2 separate regions of the Homo sapiens genome follow, and region 2 is linked to region 1. Evidence: chromatin contacts called from ENCODE Hi-C or POLR2A ChIA-PET data. All regions are on one chromosome and are shown on one strand. Each heading gives the region's core, a stretch centred on a gene start or an enhancer-like site at or near the end of the contact. The rest is flanking DNA. Distances are from core to core; before and after follow the strand shown.

Region 1 (2,931 bases), core at 189-2,688:
GAGGCTGAAGCACGAGAACTGCTTGAACCCAGGAGGCAGAAGTTGCAGTGAGTCGAGATCGCGCCACTGCACTCTAGCTTGGGTGACAGAGCAAGACTGTCTCCAAAAATAAAAGGGAGGGGGGAAGGGGGCAAAGAAAAATTCCTGTACTAAAGACTATGACACAACCAAAAAGTAAACTGACAGGTGTATACTAAAATCCTCAAGCAAGGCAAATTGATCTTGGTGATATATAATTCCAAGAACTCCAACCTTAATTTTCTTCCTGAAATATTTTGTCTTTTGGGTTTTCATTTTTAGGGATATTATGTCTAATTTCACCATGAAAAATACAAGTAGGTTTCACTTCACATAAATTGTTTTCAAGAGAAACTATACTCTGAAAAGTAAAAGATATATTTTATAAATGATTTTTCACTGAGAACATAGGGAAAGAAAATGAGTTTTACACCAGGGAGAATTGTACTCAACCCTCTGGCCCTGCTACTAACTTGTATGACCTTTGTCTTCATTTATTTACCTTAAAATACATTTTTTAAGAACTGGCATATAATAGGTACTTTTTCTATTTTTATTTTTTGAGACAGAGTCTCACTCTGTCACGTAGGCTGGAGTGCCAGTGATGCAATCATGGCCAACTACAGCCTCAACTCCCTAGGCTCAAGTAATCCTCCCACCTCAGCCTCCCAAGTAGCTGGGACTACAGGTACATGCCACCATGCCCAGCTAATTATTGTAATTTTTGTAGACAGGGTCTCTATGTTGACTAGGCTAATCTCAAATTCCTGGCCTCACGCAATCCCCCAAGTCTTGGCCTCCCAAAGTGCTGGGATTACAGGCATAAGCCACCGTGCCCAGCTAAGCGGTACTCTTAACAAATGGCTATTGGTATGATTATCAAAGGGATTGCTAGCTATATAAATTTTTCCCAGGAGGGCCTTTGGGCAATAAAACTACATGTTACTATGCCAGAAAATACTTGACCAGTTAGGTTTCATAGTTCCTATGGAATTCTTGGTTCTAAGGATATTTGTGTTTAGTAGAAAGAGCTTTAAATAAGAAAAAAGAACACTTCTTTTCAGGTATTTAATTTTCTTAACTTCCAAAAGATAGAAAATACTACCTGGCATATCTCACACTTAATACTCCACAAGCAGATATATATGTTCCTTCGTCAGACAGAATTGTGCTTTCCTATATTTCCATAACTACGTACCAGAAACTGGCCAGCAATACTTGAAATTGCAACTTGGGCTATCCAACCATGGTGGTATGATGCAAGAGCAGCTTACTCCCCCTGATATTTAAGAGGCATATGCTGTGCAAGAGCTAGAAAATCAGCCAGCACCACCTAACCACAATGTGCTATTCTCACTTCCTCTCTGAGTCAAGTTTGCTAATCAACTCCTCAAAGAAAGGCCATAGTGATATTCCATCAGGTAAAAGGGAAGAGCACAGGCTTGTTCTCTTTAAGGCTGGGACAACTGCCAGGACTTTTCTGAATAAGACCTACTCTTTATGTGTATCCTTGCAATCATAAGATGTAGAATGTAAATGAATATACAAGCTAGGAATGGTTTCCTTAAAAAATGTGAAGTGCATATTCTCTGCTTGAAGGAAAGAAGACAGGAAATAGCATCCAACCCAACTACAGAGTAACTTAACAGCAGTCAGATTCAGAAAATGTGCTAACCCAATTTTCAGGCACAATTTTCTGGCCCTTCAAAGGCTGGAAATAAATGCAAGCATTCTGAGCTTGATTTCTCTTGGGAATGGCAGAGAAAGTTAAAGTTTTCTCCAAATTAAGCTTCATTTATCTACTTACGTTCTTAGAAACTGTAAAAGAAAATCAATATAAGTTTTTCAAAATACATACACACAACTATATATGCTGTGTATATGAGTATACATAAACTGTCTTTCATTAGAAATGAAATTTTAAGGAAGGTGGCCAACAAATCTAACATTAAAAAAATAAGGAAACAGGCTAGGAGTGATGCCTCACACCTGTAATCTTAGCACTTTGGGAAGCCAAGGCAGGCAAATCACTTGAGGTCAGGAGTTCAAGATCAGCCTGGGCAACATGGTGAAACCCCGGCTCTACTAACAATACAAAAATTAGCCAGGCGTGGTGATGTATGCCTGTAAGTCCAGCTACTTGGGAAGCTGAGGCATGAGAATTTGCTTGAATCCAGGAGGCTGAGGTTGCAATAAGCCAAGATCGTGCCACTGTACTCCAGCCTGGGCAACAGAGCAAGACTCCGTCTCAAAAATAAATAAATAAATAAATAAATGATAAAAAATAAAATATCAAAAAATAAAACATTTAAAAAAGAAACAATCATGCCTAGATAACAGAAAATTGGAAAAAAGAAAGCCATACGTTATTGTGATAAATTCTACAACAAAATTCAAAGCCATTTTCAATTTCTCAGTTATTGGAGTATTGCTGCTATTATTAACAATATCTTCATTACTTAATACATTTTGATTCATCGTTTTTTGGTTATTTTTGTTGTTGTTGTTGTTTGTTGCTGTTGCTGTTTGAGACAGAGTCTCACTCCGTCACCCAGGCTGGAGTGCAATGGCGCCATCTCGGCTGACTGCAACCTCCGCCTCCTGGATTCAAGCAATTCTCCTGCCTTAGCCTCCCAAGTAGCTGGGATTACAGGTGCATGCCACCACGCCCGACTAGTTTTGTATTTTTAGTAGAGATGGGGTTTCACCATGTTGGCCAGGCTGGTCTTGAACTCCTAACCTCAGGTGATCCTCCCATCTCGGCCTCTCAAAGTGCTGGGATTACAGGAGTGAGCCACCATGCCCAGACTGATTCACCAGTTTTTAAGACCACTATCCAAGGACAACTCTGTGAGGCAGACCGAATTAGTTCTGTTTTATATGTGAAAAACTGAGAAAAATATGTTAAGTGAC
Region 2 (2,729 bases), core at 213-2,712, 270 kb before region 1:
AAGAGCTGGACCAGCTTTCTGTGCTGCAGAAAGCTGCAGCGGGGTTGACAGACAGACTTGCACTCACACCCTGGGCACATCACCTTCTGCAGACCTTATGGGCCTCACCTATAAAGCAGGGATAATAGAGCCTACCCCACAGACCTCTTCTGAGGATTCCAGATGGTACTTGGGAAAGCACCTTGCAGGGCACCTGGCATCTAGCACGCTTCTGTAAAAGCCACTCGGATGCGACATTCCTAGCCCACGTGGTTGCTCTTTGGTTTTCCTTTTCTGTAAAATGGTGATGATAAAACTACCACCTCCCAGGTTTAACATGAGCATGAGATAAGGCAGGGCACAGAGGAAACGTCGATAAAGGACAGCTACGAGGGATGTTACATGCTTTTACACTTATTATTCCTGTGAACCAAGAGTTTGGATAGCGCTCCGATCCTTGATAAAGGGCCTTTCCAACTAATCTCAGGGACCACTCCTACAAGAATCACATAAGCATGGCAACTGCTCCCTGCCTTCTACAACTTCCTGGCTGGCACAGATCAGGGACTCGCCCACAGGTCTCCTTGCTAGGCAGGCTCCTCGGCCCCTCCCTGGTGCCCTGTCAGCTCTAGGCTTTCTTGCCCCCTCATCAGGCAGTGCCTACCCACCCCTCATAGAAACCCACATGTACAGAGGGACTCAGGTTCAAGGCCTTCTCTTTTTTGGTTGCCCCGTAGATAAGCACTCATGGCATTTTAGTTTTGTAAGTTTCACAGCAGATAATTACAGGAAAACAGATAGGGGATGGTCAAAAGAGCAAATCCCAGGAAGGTGCGAAGTCCTCCCAGGCTGGTCCTGACTTTCTGGGAATAGGAAGTGTTACTCCTGAAGACTGTGGCGATTCATAGGACTTTTATATTGAACATGGGACCAGGACACCGAGAGGCAGGTCAGCCCTGGAGAAATTTCAGCCAGTGCTAGTTTCCTGTCAGGAAGGGCAGGGGAGAAATGGGCAGCTTCCACTCTTCACAAAGGATAGCAGTGAATGAACTCCACTGCTACAGAGACAAACCCCTCAGGTCCTGGCTGAAGACAGACGAGGCAGCCAGCAATCTCAGATGCCTTACCTATTTCCAGGGGACAGGGGGCTGGACACAGAGAGGAGGGTCACCAGCCTGGCACAGAGAACACAGAGAGCAGAAAACTGAGCCAAGAAGGCTGCCCCCTCCAAGTGTTTACCTGAAATATTCACAAACATGATGAGTCACAGAAAGAAAGCAGAAAAACCAGTAAGATGTGTAACCAGATTCTCTTCCACAAAGCAAGGAGAAGTTGTGGCAATAATGCCAGTGGGCACGGTGTGCTCTGCTGAGGGCCCTGCTTGAGAAACCTGTGTCTCCACCACACTTTCGGCCTCAGCTAAGGTTGAGAAGGGAAACTGACAACTGTGCCAGGGCAGGAAAGTCCCTGCAGGAAGCCTGCTGCTGGTCTGGGTTACCAGGGCAACTGGCAGCTGCTCTCTTCTCTTGAAAGAGAATGGACTTGGGAGGCCCAGATGGGCTCTGCCCTAGTAGCCCAAATAAGAAGGCTTAACCTTAGACAGCATCAAATAACATCGGAGTACGCCGCCCCCACAGCACTTCCCATGCATCCCCATCTGATTTCATCTACCTCTCAGGAGAGCCGGGTGCAGGGTGATTATAACCATTCCATTCCACAGTGGAGAAAACTGAGATCCGGAGACACTAAGTCACTTGCTTAGATTTACATGACTAAGAATTAGTTTGGATCCATCTGGGCATGGTGGCTCACACCTATAATCCCAGCACTTTGGGAGGCTGAAGTGGGCGGATCACTTGAGGTCAGGAGTCCGAGACCAGCCTGGACAACATGGTGAAATGCCATCTCTACTGAAAATACAAAAACAAAAACAAAAACAACCAACCAAACAGACAAAAAACTAGCCAGGCTGGGGGCTTATGCCTGTAATCCCAGCTACTTGGGAGGCTGAGGAAGGAGAATTGCTTGAACCCGGGAGGTGGAGGTTGCGGTGAGCCGAAATCGCACCACTGCACTCCAGCCTGGGTGACAGAGGGAGACTCTGTCTCAAAAAAAAAAAAAAAAAAAAAAAAATAGAATTAGCTTGGATCCTACCTGAGTCTTTAAACACCAAGTCTAGTGAACATCCCCCTACACAGTCTGGCTGCCGAATCAAGAGCTTGGGTTTTTTCAGTGCTCTCATATCTATGAATGCATGCATTCTGTTTGCAAAATACCAGGCATGGATCATACCCCTCTTCATCTCCCACATCAGAGATGTGAAACGGCCGTGCAAGGAGGCAGGGCTGCCACGGCAGCAGTTTGAGTGGGTAGCCAACATCTGACCGAGACTCGAATCCAGAGCTTTTTCCATGACACCAGCTGGCTGCCTTGCCCCTCACCACATCTGGAAAAAATGACTCAGGTGACAGCAGGCTAATCATGTCATCCTTGTGACTGCAGGTGCCACGTCGTTTATGAAGCACTTTAAAGTGGGAACGCTTGCCCTGGCTTTCCCCCAGGCCTTTATTAAGTAAAGGTCATGCTGTTTGTTAAGATTTGAGCACACTGGTGGCTGGCTCACAGGAAAGAGCTTCATAAGCTGTGCCTGAGATAAGGTTGCTTCTGGAGGCCTCTCTGCAGAGAAGAGCGAAGCCCACCCCCACTGCCTGGCTGGTTGGATAATAAGACTCAGAAGCTCCAGTTCTCCC

The links. A loop is a pair of places that touch in the nucleus more often than their neighbours do. ChIA-PET counts read pairs that join two places held with the same protein, here RNA polymerase II (POLR2A). Pooled maps may share reads with other maps.
Region 2: a map with no recorded cell type shows a loop between it and region 1 (6-fold over the local background). The contact joins two enhancer-like sites. A Hi-C loop is called at or near these places in 1 of 168 maps with a recorded cell type or tissue (left ventricle myocardium inferior), 14 of 37 single-sample maps with no recorded cell type and 12 of 50 pooled maps. POLR2A ChIA-PET finds 5 or more read pairs at or near these places in 6 of 52 experiments (AG04449, B cell, MCF 10A and 3 more).

What each region holds. Positions count from the first base shown.
Region 1 is chr2:62,037,903-62,040,833 of GRCh38, reverse strand. All of the region lies in intron 2 of COMMD1 (copper metabolism domain containing 1), which reads right to left. Among named protein-coding and RNA genes, the nearest start is that of COMMD1, 130 kb to the right of the region's middle. Within about 2 kb of position 1,438, at least 5 of the 41 ENCODE cell types and tissues checked have a DNase peak (open chromatin) inside an H3K27ac peak, as active enhancers do.
Region 2 is chr2:62,305,649-62,308,377 of GRCh38, reverse strand. No RefSeq gene overlaps it. Among named protein-coding and RNA genes, the nearest start is that of MIR5192, 100 kb to the right of the region's middle. RefSeq lists enhancers at 1,286-1,575, 2,296-2,365, 2,406-2,475, 2,041-2,566, 2,567-2,729. Within about 2 kb of position 1,462, at least 18 of the 41 ENCODE cell types and tissues checked have a DNase peak (open chromatin) inside an H3K27ac peak, as active enhancers do.